Regions from separate parts of the Homo sapiens genome. Here region 2 is linked to region 1. A link is a contact called in ENCODE Hi-C or POLR2A ChIA-PET data. All regions are on one chromosome and are shown on one strand. The core of a region is the stretch at or near the end of the contact, and the rest is flanking DNA. Distances in the headings are between cores, read along the strand shown. Region 1 has its middle 47 kb from the start of OR2AT4. Region 2 holds the start of LOC107984358 (a long non-coding RNA gene).

Region 1 (6,925 bases), core at 1,762-4,261:
AAGAAGTAAAAACTAAAAGTCAGAAATGAAATCCGCAGGCAGATAGCCCGATGCAAGCCCTGGGCCTGGTAGTTAAAAATCAACCCCTGACCTAACTGCTTGTGTTATCTATAGATTCCAGACATTGCATGGAAAAGCATTGTGAAAATCTCTGTCCTGTTCTGTTCCATTCTAATTACTGGTGCATGCAGCCCCCAGTCACGTACCCCGTGCTGGCTCAATCGATCACAACCCTCTCACATGGACCCCCTTAGAGTTGTAAGCCCTTAAATGGGACAGGAATTGCTCACTTGGGGAGCTCAGCTTTTGAGATGCAAGTCTGCTGAAGCTCCCAGCCGAATAAAGCTCCTTCGTTCTTTAACCCTGTGTCTAAGGAATTTTGTCTGCAGCTTGTCCTGCTACATCTCCAGTTCCATGAGATGTGACCTTAGATTATCTATTTGTGCTCTCTCAGACTTTTTGATGTGGGCATTTAATGGTATGAACTTTCCTCTTAACACTGCTTTTGCTGTACTCCAGAGGTTTTGATAGGTTATGTCACTGAGGCAGGAAAATAGGGTCTGGAGGTAGGGAACATAAGGCTGATTCACACTTCAGCTATGACAGGAAATATCCTCTCCATAGGGCGTATGCCATAAATGACTTTGTAACTTTACTTCATCCTCTCCATTTACATAGGGTGTACCCAAAGTAACCAATGGAATCCTCTAGCGGGTATTTAAACTCCCCAAAATTCTGTAACGGGGCCTTTGAGCTCCTATGCTTTGGCCCACTCCCACGCTGTGGAGTGTACTTTCATTTTTTCAATAAACCTGTTCATCCCTTCCCTGCTTTGTTTGTGTGTTTTGTCCAGTTCTTTGTTCAAGATGCCAAGAGCCTGGACACTCTCCACTGGTGAAATCACTATTATCATTCAGTTCAAAGAATTTTTAAATTTCCCTCTTGATTTCATTGTTGACCCAGTGATCATTCAAGAGCAGGTTATTTAATTTCTATGTATTTGCCTGGTTTTGAGGGTTCCTTTTGGAGTTGATTTCCAGTTCTAATCTACTGTGGTATGAGAGAGTACTTGATACAATTTCAGTTTTCTTAAATTTACTGAGACTTGTTTTGTGGCCTATCATATGGTCTGTCTTGGAGAATGTGCCATGTGCTGATGAATAGAATGTATATTCTGCAGTTGTTGAGTAGAATGTTCTGTAAATATCTGTTAAGTCCTTTTGTTGTAGAATATAGTTTAAGTCCATTGATTCTTTGTAGACTTTCTGTCTTGATGACCTGTCTAGTGCTGTCAGTGGAGTATTAAAGTCCGCCACTATTATTGTGTTGCTGCCTATCTCCTTAGGTCAAGTAGTAATTGTTTTATAAATTTGAGAGCTCCAGTGTTAGGTGCATCTATATTTAGAATTGTGATATTTTCCTGCTCGACTAGTCCTTTTATCATTATATGATGTCCCTCTTTGTCTTTTATAACTGTTGTTGCTTTAAAGTTTATTTTGTCTGATATAAGAATAGCTCCTCCTGCTCATTTTTAGTGTCCATTTGCATGGAATATCTTTTTCCACCCCTTTACCTTAAGTTTATGTGAATCCGTATGTGTTAGGTGAGTCTCCTGAAGACAGTAGAAACTTGATTGGTGAATTCTTATTCATTCTGCCATTCCGTATCTTTTAAGTGGGGCATTTAGGTCATACACATTCAATGTTAGTGTTGAGATATGAAGAGCTATTCTATTCATAATGCTATTTTTTTGCCTGAATACCTTGGGTTTTTTTTTTCATTGTGTTATTATTATATAGGTCCCATGAGATTTATGCTTTAAGGAGGTTCTGTTTTGGTGTATTTCATGGATTTGTTTCAAGATTTAGAGCTCCTTTTAGCAGTTCTTGTAGTGCTGGCTTGGTAGTGGCGAATTCTCTCAGCATTTGTTTGTCTGGAAAAGAATGTATCTTTCCTTCATGTATGAAGCTTAGTTTCACAAAATTATTGGCTGATACTTGTTTTGTTTAAGGAGGCTAAAAATAGGACCTCAATCCCTTCTAGCTTGTAGGGTTTCTGCTGTTAATCTGATAAGTTTTCCTTTATGGGTTACTTGATGCTTTTGCCTCACAGCTCTTAAGATTCTTTCCTTTGTCTTGACTTTAGATAACCTGATGACTATGTGCCTAGGCGATGATCTTTTTGTGATGAATTTCCCAGATGTTTTTTGAGCTTCTTGTATTTGAATGTCTAGATCTCTAGCAAGGCTGGAGAAGTTTTCCTCTATTATTTCCTCAAATATGTTTTCCATACTTTTAGATTTATCTTCTTCCTTGAGAACACCAATTATTCTTAGGTTTGGACATTTAACATAGTTTCAAACTCCTTGGAGGCTTTGTTCATTTTTAAAAATTCTTTTTTGTCTCTGATGGATTGGGCAGATTCAAAAGCCTTGTCTTTGAGCTCTGAATTTCTTTCTTCTGCTTGTTCAATTTTATTGCTGAGACTTTCCAGTGCATTTTGCATTTCTCTAAGTGTGTCCTTGATTTCCAGAAGTTGTGATTGTTTTTTATTTATGCTATCTATTTCACTGAAGAATGTTCCTTTCATATCCTGTATCATGTTTTTGATTTCTTTAAGTTGGACTTCACTTTACTCTGGTACCTCTGTAGCAGGATGATCCACAGACAAAACCTCTCAGACACCAAGTTGTAGAAGGAAGGGCTTTATTCAGCTGGGATCATCAGCCAGCTACTGTCTCAAAATCCGAGCTCCCCGAGTGCACAATTTCTGTCCCTTTTAAGGGCTCACAACACTAAAGATTTCACATGAAAGGGTCGTGATTGATTTGAGCAAGCAAGGGGTACGTGACAGGGGCTGCATGCACCGGTAGTCAGGGAGGAACAGAACAGGGCAGGGAGTTTCACAATGTTCTTCTATACAATGTAAGGAATCTATGAATAACATCTGCTTCTAAATCATAAGTTGATTTTTAACTACTGGGTTTAGGCCAGGTGGGCCCAGGCCTGGTTTCGGGCCTGGCGCCAGGCTGCCTGTCTTTGGTTTTACTTCCTTGTTGTTTTTACTGAATATGAAACAATATAAAACAATGTGAGAGGGTCTTTCTCTCCTCTCACCTCCTTGATTAACTTAATAATCGACCTTCTGAATTCTTTTTCTGGCAATTCAGAGATTTCATCTTGATTTGGATCCATTGCTGATGTGAAAGGAAAATAAATCTTGGGGCCCCTAAATCACTAAGCTAAAGAGAAAAGTCAAGCTGGGAAATGCTTGGGGCAAACCTGCCTTCCATTCTATTCAAAGTCACCCCTCTGCTCACTGACATGGATGCATATCTGATTGCTTCCTTCGAAGAGGCTGATTAGAAACTCGTAAGAATGCAACTGTTCCTCTCACCTGTCTGTGACCTGGAAGTCCCCTCCCCACTTTGAGTCTTCCTACCTTTGCTTCAAGTTGTCCTGCCTTTCCAGACTGAACCAATGTACTTCTTATGTATATTGATTAATGTCTCATGTCTCCCTAAAATGTATAAAACTAAGCTGTGCCCTGACCACCTTGGGCTCATGTCGTCAGAACTTGCTAAGGCTGTGTCACGGGTGCATCGTCAACCTTGGCAAAATAAACTTTCTAAATTGAGACCTATTTCAGATTTTCTGGGTTCACACTGGTAAGCTGGTATGATCTTTTGGGGGTGTTAAAGAACCTTGCTTTGTCATATTATCAGAATTGTTTTTCTGATTCCTTCTCATTTGGGTAGACTGTCAGAGGGAAGATTTGGGATTCAAGGGCTGCTGTTCAAATTCTTTTGTCCCACCGGGTGCTCCCTTGATGTGGTGTTCTCCCCCTTCCCCTAGGAATGGGGCTTCCTGAGAGCTGAACTGTAGTGTCTGTTTTTGCTCTTCTGAGTCTAGCCACCCTGTGGAACTACTGGGCTCTGGGCTGGTACTAGGAGTGTCTGCAAAGAGTCCTGTGATGTGATCTATCTTGAGGTCTTAGAGCCATGGCTACCAGCACCTGCTCTGGTGGAGGTAGCGGGAGAGTGAAGTGGACTCTGTGAGGATCCTTGGTTGTGTTTTTGTTTGGTGCACCGGTTTTGTGTTGGTTGGCCTCCAGTCGGGAGGTGGCACTTGCAAGATCACATTGGCTGTGGTTTTATAGGAAGGATGCAAACCTGGTTAAGTATTCTGGTTTCTCAGGCGGTGGGCAGGGCCATAGAGATCCCAAGAGATTATAACTTTTGTCTTCAGCTAGCAGGGCAGGTAGAGAAAGACCACCAGGTGGGAGCAGGGATAGGTGTGTCTGAGCTCAGCCTCTCATTTGGCGGGGCTTGCTGTGGCTCCTGTGTCAGGGGGTGTGGTTCCCAGTCCAATGGAGTTATATTCCCAAGGGGATTATGGCTGCCTCTTCTGAGTCACCAAGGAAGTGGGGAAAGTTGGCAGTCTAAGGCCTCACCTTGCTCCCATGCAGCCCGCAGTGCTAAAGGCCAGCGTCACTCCCACTGTGCCCCCACAACAGTACCACGTCTATTTCCAGGCAGCCAGTGACCTGGGCTGAGAACTTGCTCCAGACCACGAGCCTTCCTGTTGAGAAACCAAGCAGACTCACAGTTTTTTGGCATCTCAGGGAGCCTGGATTGGTGATCCAGTTCCTTCAAAGGCTCTGTAGATTCTCTTGGCTTTCCTGGTATGTTCTTGTGGTAGTTCTTGGAGCAAAAGTCTCCACATGCTATTCTATCCATCCGAGTGGGAGCTGCATGCTAGTCCTGCCTCCTATCTGCCATCTTTCCCCACATGAGATATATTTTGATATACTTTCACATTCAAGGTATTTGTCTTTGGATCTAAAATGAGTCTTTTATAGATAGTATATAGCTGGATAATACTTTTTAAAAAATACATTCTTCTAATCTCTGCTTTTTAACTGGAGAATATAATCCATTTTCTTTTAAAGAAATTACTGGTAAAGAAGGGCTTGTTTCTGCCATTTTGCTACTTGTTTTTTATGTCGTATCTTTTTTTGTTCCTTAATTCCTTTACTACTGCCTTCTTTTGTGTTTAGTTGATTTTCTTGTAGTGTGCCATTTTGATTCCCTCCTCATTTTTTTTTCTGGATATCTTAAAGATACTTTCTTAATGGTTACCCTAAGAATTACAACTAACATTCTAAATTCATAATAATCTAGTTTGAATTGATACCTGCTTAGCTTCAATAGCATACAGAAACTCTGTGCCTGTACAGCTGTCTTCTCCTCCTTTATGTTATTGTCACAAATTACATCTTTAGAAATTGTGTTCCTGTTAACATAGATTAATAATTTTTCTTGTATTTATTTGTCTTTTAAATCATATAGGAAAAAGAAGTGATTTATATACCAAACATACAATAATACTAGATTTTTATATTTATCTGTGTAGTTATCTTTACCAGAGATCTTATCTTTTTTCTTTATATGGCATCAATTTATTGTTACTATCCTTTCATTTTAACTGAAAGAACTTTCCTTAGTATTTCTTATAGGGAAGGTCTGCTGGTGATGAGCTTCCTCAACCTTTGTTATCTGAAAATGTCTTAATTTCTATTTCATTTTGAAGAATCATTGTGCCATATATAGAATTATTGGTTGACAGACTTGTTTTTCTTTTATCACTTTAAATATATCAATTCACTGCCCTCTGGTCTTTGTGGTTTCTGATGAGAAATCATCTGTAAGTCTTCCTTAGGATCCCTTGCATGTGACTATTCAGGTCTCTCTTGCTGCTTTCAAGACTCTCTCTTTGTCTTTTGACAATTTGATTATAATGTATATTGGTGTGAATGTCTTTGAGTTTCTCCTACTTGAGGTTTGTTTAGCTTCTTGGATGTGTAGATTGATGTCTTTCAGCAAATTTGGGAACTGTTTGGCCATTATTTCTTCAAATATTCATTTTATACCTTTCTCTCCTCTCCTTCTGGTACTCTCATAATGCATATGTTGTTATGCTTGATGTTGTATCGCAGGTCTTTTAGGCTCTGCTTATTTTTCTTCACCCATTTTTCTCTCTGCTCCTCCAATTGGGTAATCTCAATTGACCTATCTTCAAATTCACTGATTCTTTGTACTGCCTGCTCAAATATGCTGTTGAACCCACCTAGTAAACATTTTCATTTCAGTTATAATTTTTAACTCTAAATTTCTACTTAGTTCCTTTTTATAATTTTTCTTTCTTTATTGATATCCTTTATTTATTGAGACATCTTTTGGTTTTATTTGTTTCTTTGTTCATAGTTTCCTTTAACTCTTTGAACATACTTAAGACAAGTGTTTTAAACTCTTTGTCTAGGAAGCTCAATGTCTGAGCTACCTCAAGGATAGTTTTTGTTAATTAATTAATGTTCTCTGTAAATGGGCGATATTTTCCTGTTTTTTGCATGCCTTATAAATTTTTGGTTAAAAACTGGACATTTTGAATATTCTAATGTGGTAACTCTGGAAATCAGATTCTCCTCACCCTCCCCAGAGTTTGCTGCTATTGTTTGTTATATGCTGCCATCGTCTTTTTCTTTTGTGACTTTTTCAAACTGTTTTTGGCAAAGACTGTATTCTTTGTTGTATATGGTCACTGAATTCTACATCTGTTAGCTCAGTGGTCAGCCAGTGTCTTGAAAGAGATTTTCTTAAATGCTAAAATGTAGCACCTCTTTCTTCATAAAATACTCCATAGTTGTTTTAAGTTTTTTTCTTAATTGGATCCAGGGTTCTAAAAAAGTTTGATTCTGTTAGTTTTTGCCAACTCTATGGTTGCTTCAGTAGAGAAACAAATTCTTGGCACTCTCTATTTCATCATTCTCAGTGATGTTACTTGGTTGATTTTTTTTAAGCAAATTACTTGATTGGACTCAAACTATAAGTTTGGTGTTGCTTGCAGTCAGTTGTAACCAAAATATC
Region 2 (7,512 bases), core at 4,242-6,741, 94 kb after region 1:
GGTGGTGGCACATGCCTATAATCCCAGCTACTTGGGAGGCTGAGGCAGGAGAATCTCTTGAACCTGGGAGGCAGAGGTTGCAGTAAGCCAAGATCAAGCCACTGCATTCCAGCCCAGGCAACAGAGTAAGGAAAAAAAAAATTTGGAGAATCTTCAAGAGGTAGAATAGTCAGAATTTGACAACTGATTATGGAAAGGTCCAAGATGATGCCCAGTATTCTGGTTTGGGTGACGAGACAGATGGTGGTGATGTTGACTGATGTCTGGAGCTCAGGAGAGAGAGTGGATGCAGGCAAAGACTTGGGAGGCATATACTTATGATAGTGAACAAGATCACCTAGGGAGAGAGTGTAGTGTGAGAAGGACAGAACCATGGGGGGAAACAACATGAGACTGAGGCAGAACAAGAAATTTCTGTAAAAGATACTGAGAAACAACAGCCAGAGAGCGTGAAGCAAAACCAGGAGAGTGTTATATCACAGAAGCTCCCTAGGGCAGCTGTGGTCAGCAGCATCAAATGTTGCTGATGTGCCCAAGAGGACAAGAATCGGATGAAAAGTGTCTGTGGGGTCCAGTGATGAGGGGATCACTGGTGCCCCAGGTGTGAACAGGCCAGTGGAACAGTGAGCGTGGAAGGTTGGGAGTGAGTAAATGGAGAGAGAATAGATAACATCTTCAAGATGTTTAGCTGAAAAGAGATGTGGATGGTTGGAGGCTGATGAGATGTGTCCTAGGCAGTTCAGGGTTTTATAACAAAATACCTTAAACTGGGTCATTTGTAAACAACAGAAATTTATTGCTCACAGTTCTGGAGGCTGGGAAGTCCAAGATCAAGGTGCCAGTGGATCCAGTGTCTGGTGAGGGCTGCTCTCTGCTTCATAGATGGCACTTTCTAGCTGTGTCCTCACATGGTGGAAGGGACCAACAAGCTCTCTCAGGCCTCTTTTATAAGGGATGTAATCTCATTCAAGAGGGCTTTACCCTTACAAACTAATCACTTCCCAAAGGCCCCACCATTAAACACCATCACCCTAGAGGTTAGGTTTGCTTTATTAAAAAAAAGAAAATTTTTTTTGTAGAGACAGTATCTTGCTATGTGGCCCAGGCTTGTCTTGAACCCCTGGCCTCAAACAATCCTCCTGCCTTAGCCTCCCAAGTAGCTGGGAGCTGAGACCATGCCTGACCTTTTAAATTTTAATTTATTTATTCACTCATGCATTCATTTTTTTTTTTTTTTTAGATACAGGGTCTCACTCTGTTGCACTGGCTGGAGCGCAGTAGCACCATCATAGCTCACTGCCTCAAACTCCTGGGGTTAAGTGATCTTCCCGCCTCAGCCTCCCATATAGCTGGGATTACAGGCACATGCCACTATGCCCGGCTAGTGTTTTCCATTTCTGTAGAGACAGAGTCTCACTATGCTGCACAGGCTGGTCTTGAACTCTGGGCCTCAAGCAGTTCTCGCACCATGGCCTCCTAAAACACTGGGGTTACAGGTGTGAGCCACCACACCTGGCCAAGATTTAACATATGGATTTTGAAGGTCACAAACATTCAGACCATAGCAAGAAATCAGGGGGAATTTTGTTGTACTTTAAAAATTGGAGATATTTTAGCATATTTCCCACAATTCGTGGGTAGGAAGCAGCCAGTAGAGAGTGAGAGGATGAAGAGGATGGTCAATAGAGGAGGAGGAGGAGAGCTTCTGAAGCCAGTGTCTGGGCTCCCAGTGGGAGTGGGAGACAAGAGAGTAGAAAGAGTGCAGTAAAGGTCAGTGTGCAGATCTGGCGCTGCAGGGGGACGGCCTATCCTCACTTAAGACTGGAGTGGTAGGAGAATTTTGTGAAGATATTGAGACTGTAGAAGTGTTTGTTCCCCATTGAACGGGACTGGGAGGCAGTATAGTGGTTAAATGCTCCGATCTTGGTGCCAGACTAATTTGGATTCAAGCCTGGCATTTAGCTCTCTGAGAATCTGTTTTCTCTTCTGCAAAATGGAGGATTGATAATCAGGTATTTCTTTTTTTTTTTTCTTTTTTTTTTTTTTTTTTGAGATGGAGTCTTGCTCTGTCGCCCAGGCTGGAGTGCAGTAGTGCAATCTCTGCTCACTGCAACCTCCGCCTCCCAGGTTCAAGCAATTCTCTGCCTCAGACTCCTGAGTAGCTGGGATTACAGGCACCTGCCGCCACGCCTGGCTTTTTTTTTTTTTTTTTTTTTTTTTTTTTTGTATTTTTAGTAGAGACGGGGTTTTGCCACCTTGACCAGGCTGATCTTGAACTCCTGACCTCGTGATCCACTCACCTCGGCCTCCCAAAGTGCTGGCGTGAGCCACCATGCCCGGCCTCATCATCAGGTATTTCTTAAGTGCAAGCTCTGAGCTGGTGTAGTGCAGGTTGAGAAGAGGTAACAGTCACAAGCAGACGTCATAAACATTTCATCCAGGTTGCACAAGCCACTGTCCCTCTCCTGGGACCATGGGGAAGTCCAGACACTCACAGTCCATCCACTGTCTCCCTCCACAGAAATCGGAGAGGCACGGAAATGTCTTCAGCAGGAGCCCGTGTATTTCAGGAATACTTTTAAGCTAAGAACAAAAAAATAGCCCAACCCTTGAAGTTCCCCCTAAACCAGAGGCTGGCTGCCTGTGCCCTGTCCTGGCGCTGCTCTGCCCTGGAAACACTGGGAACGGTGGAGCTCTGTCTCTCTGTCTGGCCCCTACCGCCCTCACTCCCCCAGGTGTGCGAGGCTCCGACAGACGCGAGAGGCTGGAAAAGGAAAGTGCCAAAGGGAGGTTATGAATATGTCCAGAGAGAACCTGGGCCACCTTACCGACCATGCAGAGGAGGCCATGGAGCTCAGGGTAGGAGAGTCCAGAATGTGTCCCCAGTGCTGGGCCTCCGGCATACTCATCACCGCCACCATCCTCGCTGCCACCAGGGGGCAGTGTGGCCCCAGCGCAAGGGCATCAGCTTTGGGGGCCAAACGCACCTGGTCTCAAATCTCAGTTCCACGTACCACCTGTGTGTCCTTGGGCGCGCATGACTTCACTTCTCTCTGCCTCTGTTTCCTCTTTGGGAATGGGGGTAATAATAATGGCAACATTGGCTCGAGTGAGGTTTAGTGAGCTACTCTATGTGAGAGCTCTTTGCAAATCATCAGGTGCCTCAGTGCAATCGCCACCACAGCCACAGAGATTCCACCCGCTGGATGCCTTCCCCTCTGAGGTTTCTCACCCTGCAAAGCCTGAGACTCTTGCACTCAGTTTCTCTTTTGGATTATGCCAGTCCTGTGACAGGTGACCCTGGGTTGCCCCCATTCTTAGTCCAGTGTCTGAGAAGGGGAAGAAAAACTCCATTTGCATTGGAGCATTGGAGCAGCTCAGATGAGTGAACAGGAGGAAGGCTGCAGGCAGAGGAACTGGCTGATGGGAAGCTCCTCGAGTGAATGGCCAGCCTGCTCGATGCTGGTCAGCCAAGGACACGTGGAGAACTAGGGTATGACTGTGAGCACGTGTGTATTCTTTCAGGAGGAAGCAGGGAACACTTGGGTGGTGCTGGGAGGGATTGGAGGTCGTCCTTATCAGGTGAAGGATGGATCTGTGCTTATCCAGTGGTAAAAGGCAGGAAGGGCATTTGAGCTGAGGGAACTGTGCATATGCAGGCGCCAGGGATGAAAGTGCAAAAGGTAGGTTATAGGTGTGTGGTGATGAGCAGCAAATGTTAGGCTAAGAAATAGGCTTTGCTCTGAGGAGAATGGCTGGGCACAATAAGATTAGGGTTGGGAGCTGGGCAAGGTGTCTCACACCTGTAATCCCAGCACTTTGGGAGGCCATGGTGGGAGGATCACTTTAGCCCAGGAGTCTGAGACCAGCCTGGGCAACATAGCAAGACTCTGTCTCTACAAAAATAAAAATAAAAAAAATTAGCTGTGCATGGTGGTGCATGCCTGTGGTCCCGGCTACTTGGAAAGCTTGAGGTGGGAGGATTGCTTGTTTGAGGCTACAGTGAGCTAGGATGGCACCACTGCACTCCAGCCTGAATGACAGAGTAAGATCCTGTCTAAAAAAAAGATTAGTGTTTGGAAAGATGGCTCCAGTAGAATGTGGAGGATGGATTAGAACTAGGGAGACGGGAGTCACAGATGATTAAGGAGGCTGTGCAAGGGTTCTACAGGAACAAGGAGTGGTCTTTGAATTTAGGGAGAAGAGGGAATAAGACAGACAGAAATATGAAGGCAGAGTTGCCACACAGGCTGCAGGGATGGGGGCTGACTCTGAGGAGATGGGAGGGGCTCAGAACAGGGACCAGGGAGGGGCAGGTTTCCAGGCAAATGGTGAGCTCTCTGCTGAGCCGGAGCTGGGGTTCAAGCCCCTCCTGTTGTAGGAGGGAAACCTGAGATTTGACAAGGAAAGTAAAATGCCCAGGGTCAGTCAAAGGCAGCAGCTTAGTACTTGGATCATTCTGTATTCAACCTCATGGCTTAGGGACCAGTGGATAATGACTGAGTCCTCAAATTTGCCCTCTGAGACGGTTAAGTGCCATGGTTAGGGGCTTGGACTCTGGGGCCAGATTGTCTAGGTTAAGATCCTGATCTGCCTCTTACCAACTGTGTGACCTTGGCAGGTCTCTCTGTACCTCAGTTTCCTCATCTGTAAATTGGGGATTATAATAGGTTGTTTGGAGCATTAACTGAGCTGATACAAGTGCTTAGAACAGTGCTTGGCAAATAATGAGTGTTAGTCATGATCATTGCATCCATTTTGAAGAAGAAACTGAGGCTTAGAAAAATGAAGTATCTGCCCCATGCCACACAACTAATGTTGGCCGAGTTCCAGCCTAAGCTACTCCAAAGACTTGACTGGTTTGCTTAAGCTAACTGCTTGCCACCGCTGGCTCTTTCTGGAGGATGGTTGATGTCTTTAACTGAAAAGACTAGAGTCCCCAGCTGAAGGACTCTTAGGAGGAGATTCTGTGGCCCTCTAAGCGTCCTGTCTGGACCCAGCTCTGATTCTGACACCACCATTCAGCTTGTTTGCTGGAGAGATCCACTTGCTCCCCTGGCCAGAGAGCAGGCCAGAAACCAGGATCCATCAGGGAGGCCTGAGGCCTGGTCTCTCCCCTAGTTCCACCTAGGGGACAAAAAAAAGACATGCATTTAAATGAGGACAGTGCCACTTGGAAGGTGAGATGATTTTAGACGCGCATGCCAGGAACAGTTGGAGTGAGTGAATCTTGGAAGTGTGTGCACAGAATGTGGGGGGCGGATGATGTGTTGGGAGCATGATGTGAAAAGGAGAGAATCAAGCAAAACGCAAACTGTTGTGCTCTGAATAAGCAACACTGATGGAAGCAAGTTAGCCTGCTCCAGCCCCTCCTGAGAGAGCTGGCACACAGGCAAGTTAGGGTGTCCTACCCTGGTCCAGACACCAGAGAGAATCCACCTTGCCACGTGGTTCTTATGTGAGCCACTGCGGAGGCCCCGCCCAGCTGAGAAGCAGCTGCTTGTGTTCTGCTTCCTGCCTTCCCCATCCCTAGGCTCATAACCCAGCAGCAGAGGAAGTGACTCATCTTCCCAGATGAGATGGGCGGCATGCTTCCCCAGCAGCTCTCAGAAAATCTGCCCGAGCCACAGAAATGAAGCCGGGCAGCGGTAGGCTGTGGGTTTCTAGAGATCACTCCATGTGGTGCTGCTGCACTGACTTTCCAGAGCAGCTTCCTCAAGAGAAGAAAACAATCGTAACATTGCCTGAGTACCTATTACCCACCTGTAAGCACATGCAAAACACATTCAGTGATTAGTTCCATCCGTCAGATGAGAAAACAGAGGTGGAATGAAGAACACATGAATCTGAGTCTCCGTTTGGAAAGATGAGGGAGGTCTGGAGATGGATGGTGAGGATGGTTGTACAACAGTGTAGATGTACTTCATGCCACTGAATTTTACGTTAACATTTTATGTTATATATACTTTACAGTTTAAAAAAGTACTGCAGGCTGGGCACTCACGCCTGTAATCCCAGCACTTTGGGAGGCCATGATGGGCAGATCACCTGAGGTCATGAGTTCCAGACCAGCCTGGCCAACATGGTGAAACCTTGTCTCTACTAAAAATACAAAAATTAGCCAGGTGTGGTGGTGCACAGCTGTAGTCCCAGCTACTCAGGAGACTGAAGCAGGAGAATTGCTTGAACCCAGGAGGCAGAGGTTGCAGTGAGCCGAGATCATGCCACTGCACTCCAGCCTGGGTGACAGAGCAAGACTCTGTCTCAAAAAAAAAAAAAAAAACCGCAAACTAAGAATTAAATAACACAGCTACTAAGGGGGGAAGCCAGCAGTCACACCCGAGAAGTCCTACCCCAGCGCCTTCCTTGCTCTAAACACTCCTGTAATGTCTCATCTGCGAGTGAGGATAGTGACCTGCAGAAGATGTGATTGGACAGAGAGACAGGGGCCACTCAGTGTCAGGCTGAGAAGGATGGTCTCTCCTGGGGTTACTGAGAGCTGGGTCAGGGTTTTACACAGAAAGGGGCATGGTAGGATTTAAGGGTCAGAAAGTTCCCTCTGGCTTGCAAGAAGATGGGCTGGTGTGAAACTGGAGGTAGGAAAGAGGCCGGGGCATGGCCCAGACAAGAGCAGTGGTGGGCTAGGCCAGGACAGGGCTGCAGATTTGAGAGGCTCGTGAAGTGGAATGGACAGGTGGGGAACGCGGGCAGGCAATGACTGCCCTAGCTGGGTTTCTTCTGGCCCACCCAGTTCAGCCTCTGGACAGTGGTCCTTCAAGGTCCCCTCCCTGACTGAAGCCTCAGAGGAAAAGTCAGGGCACAGGCTTCCTCTCCAGCCCCCAGGGGGCAGTGTTGCAAAGTCTTTAGGGAGCAGGGCCCTTCTTCCAAATTATCCACGGCCTGGCAGGGGCTTGCTCCCATCGCGCATTTGCCACCCCCACTCACCCCATCCCCAACTCCCACCCTCGGCATCCCTCCCAGCCTTTGCTGCACCACCCCTCTCCCGTGTCCTCTCTCCAAGGAGACACATTAATAACTGTAATCCCACACTTGACACTTTAGGAAAACAGTGGCACAGCCATTAGCTCATGTGGGCCATGAGCAGAATGAGACTCCAAAAGACAGGGGCAGAGCAGAATGAGACTCTTCCCCCAACCCCCACCACCCCCATCCCCAACCACCATTAAAATTTTTTTTTTTTTTTTTTTTTTAGAGACAGGGTCTCGCTCTGCTGCCCAGGCTGGAGTACAGTGGTGCGATCATAGCTCACTGCAGCCTCCAACTCCTGGGCTCAAGGGATCCTCCCCACTTCAGCCTCCCCAGTAGCTGGGACCACAGGCATGTGCCACCACACCTGGCTAATTTTTAAATTTTTGGTAGAGACAGGGTCTCACTATGTTTCCCAGGCTTGCATCGAACTCCTGGCCTCAAGTAATCTTCCTGCCTCGGTCTCCCAAAGCACTGGGATTGTAGTCATGAGCCACTGCACCTGCACCCCCCACCCTCCACCAT

What was found. Hi-C counts contacts between places; a loop is a spot of excess contacts on that map. ChIA-PET counts read pairs that join two places held with the same protein, here RNA polymerase II (POLR2A). Pooled maps may share reads with other maps.
Region 2: a map of OCI-LY7 shows a loop between it and region 1 (2.8-fold over the local background). The contact joins two enhancer-like sites. A Hi-C loop is called at or near these places in 2 of 168 maps with a recorded cell type or tissue (HepG2 and OCI-LY7), 1 of 37 single-sample maps with no recorded cell type and 3 of 50 pooled maps. POLR2A ChIA-PET finds 5 or more read pairs at or near these places in 4 of 52 experiments (GM12878, OCI-LY7, T-cell and 1 more).

The regions. Positions count from the first base shown.
Region 1 is chr11:75,046,745-75,053,669 of GRCh38, forward strand. No RefSeq gene overlaps it. Among named protein-coding and RNA genes, the nearest start is that of OR2AT4, 47 kb to the right of the region's middle. Within about 2 kb of position 3,012, at least 3 of the 41 ENCODE cell types and tissues checked have a DNase peak (open chromatin) inside an H3K27ac peak, as active enhancers do; they include OCI-LY7, where a contact is called at or near this core.
Region 2 is chr11:75,137,785-75,145,296 of GRCh38, forward strand. It overlaps LOC107984358 (a long non-coding RNA gene), which reads right to left and starts at 2,342. Exons shown (of 3, transcript XR_001748297.2): 1 at 2,301-2,342. RefSeq lists an enhancer at 4,808-6,007. Within about 2 kb of position 5,492, at least 15 of the 41 ENCODE cell types and tissues checked have a DNase peak (open chromatin) inside an H3K27ac peak, as active enhancers do; they include OCI-LY7, where a contact is called at or near this core.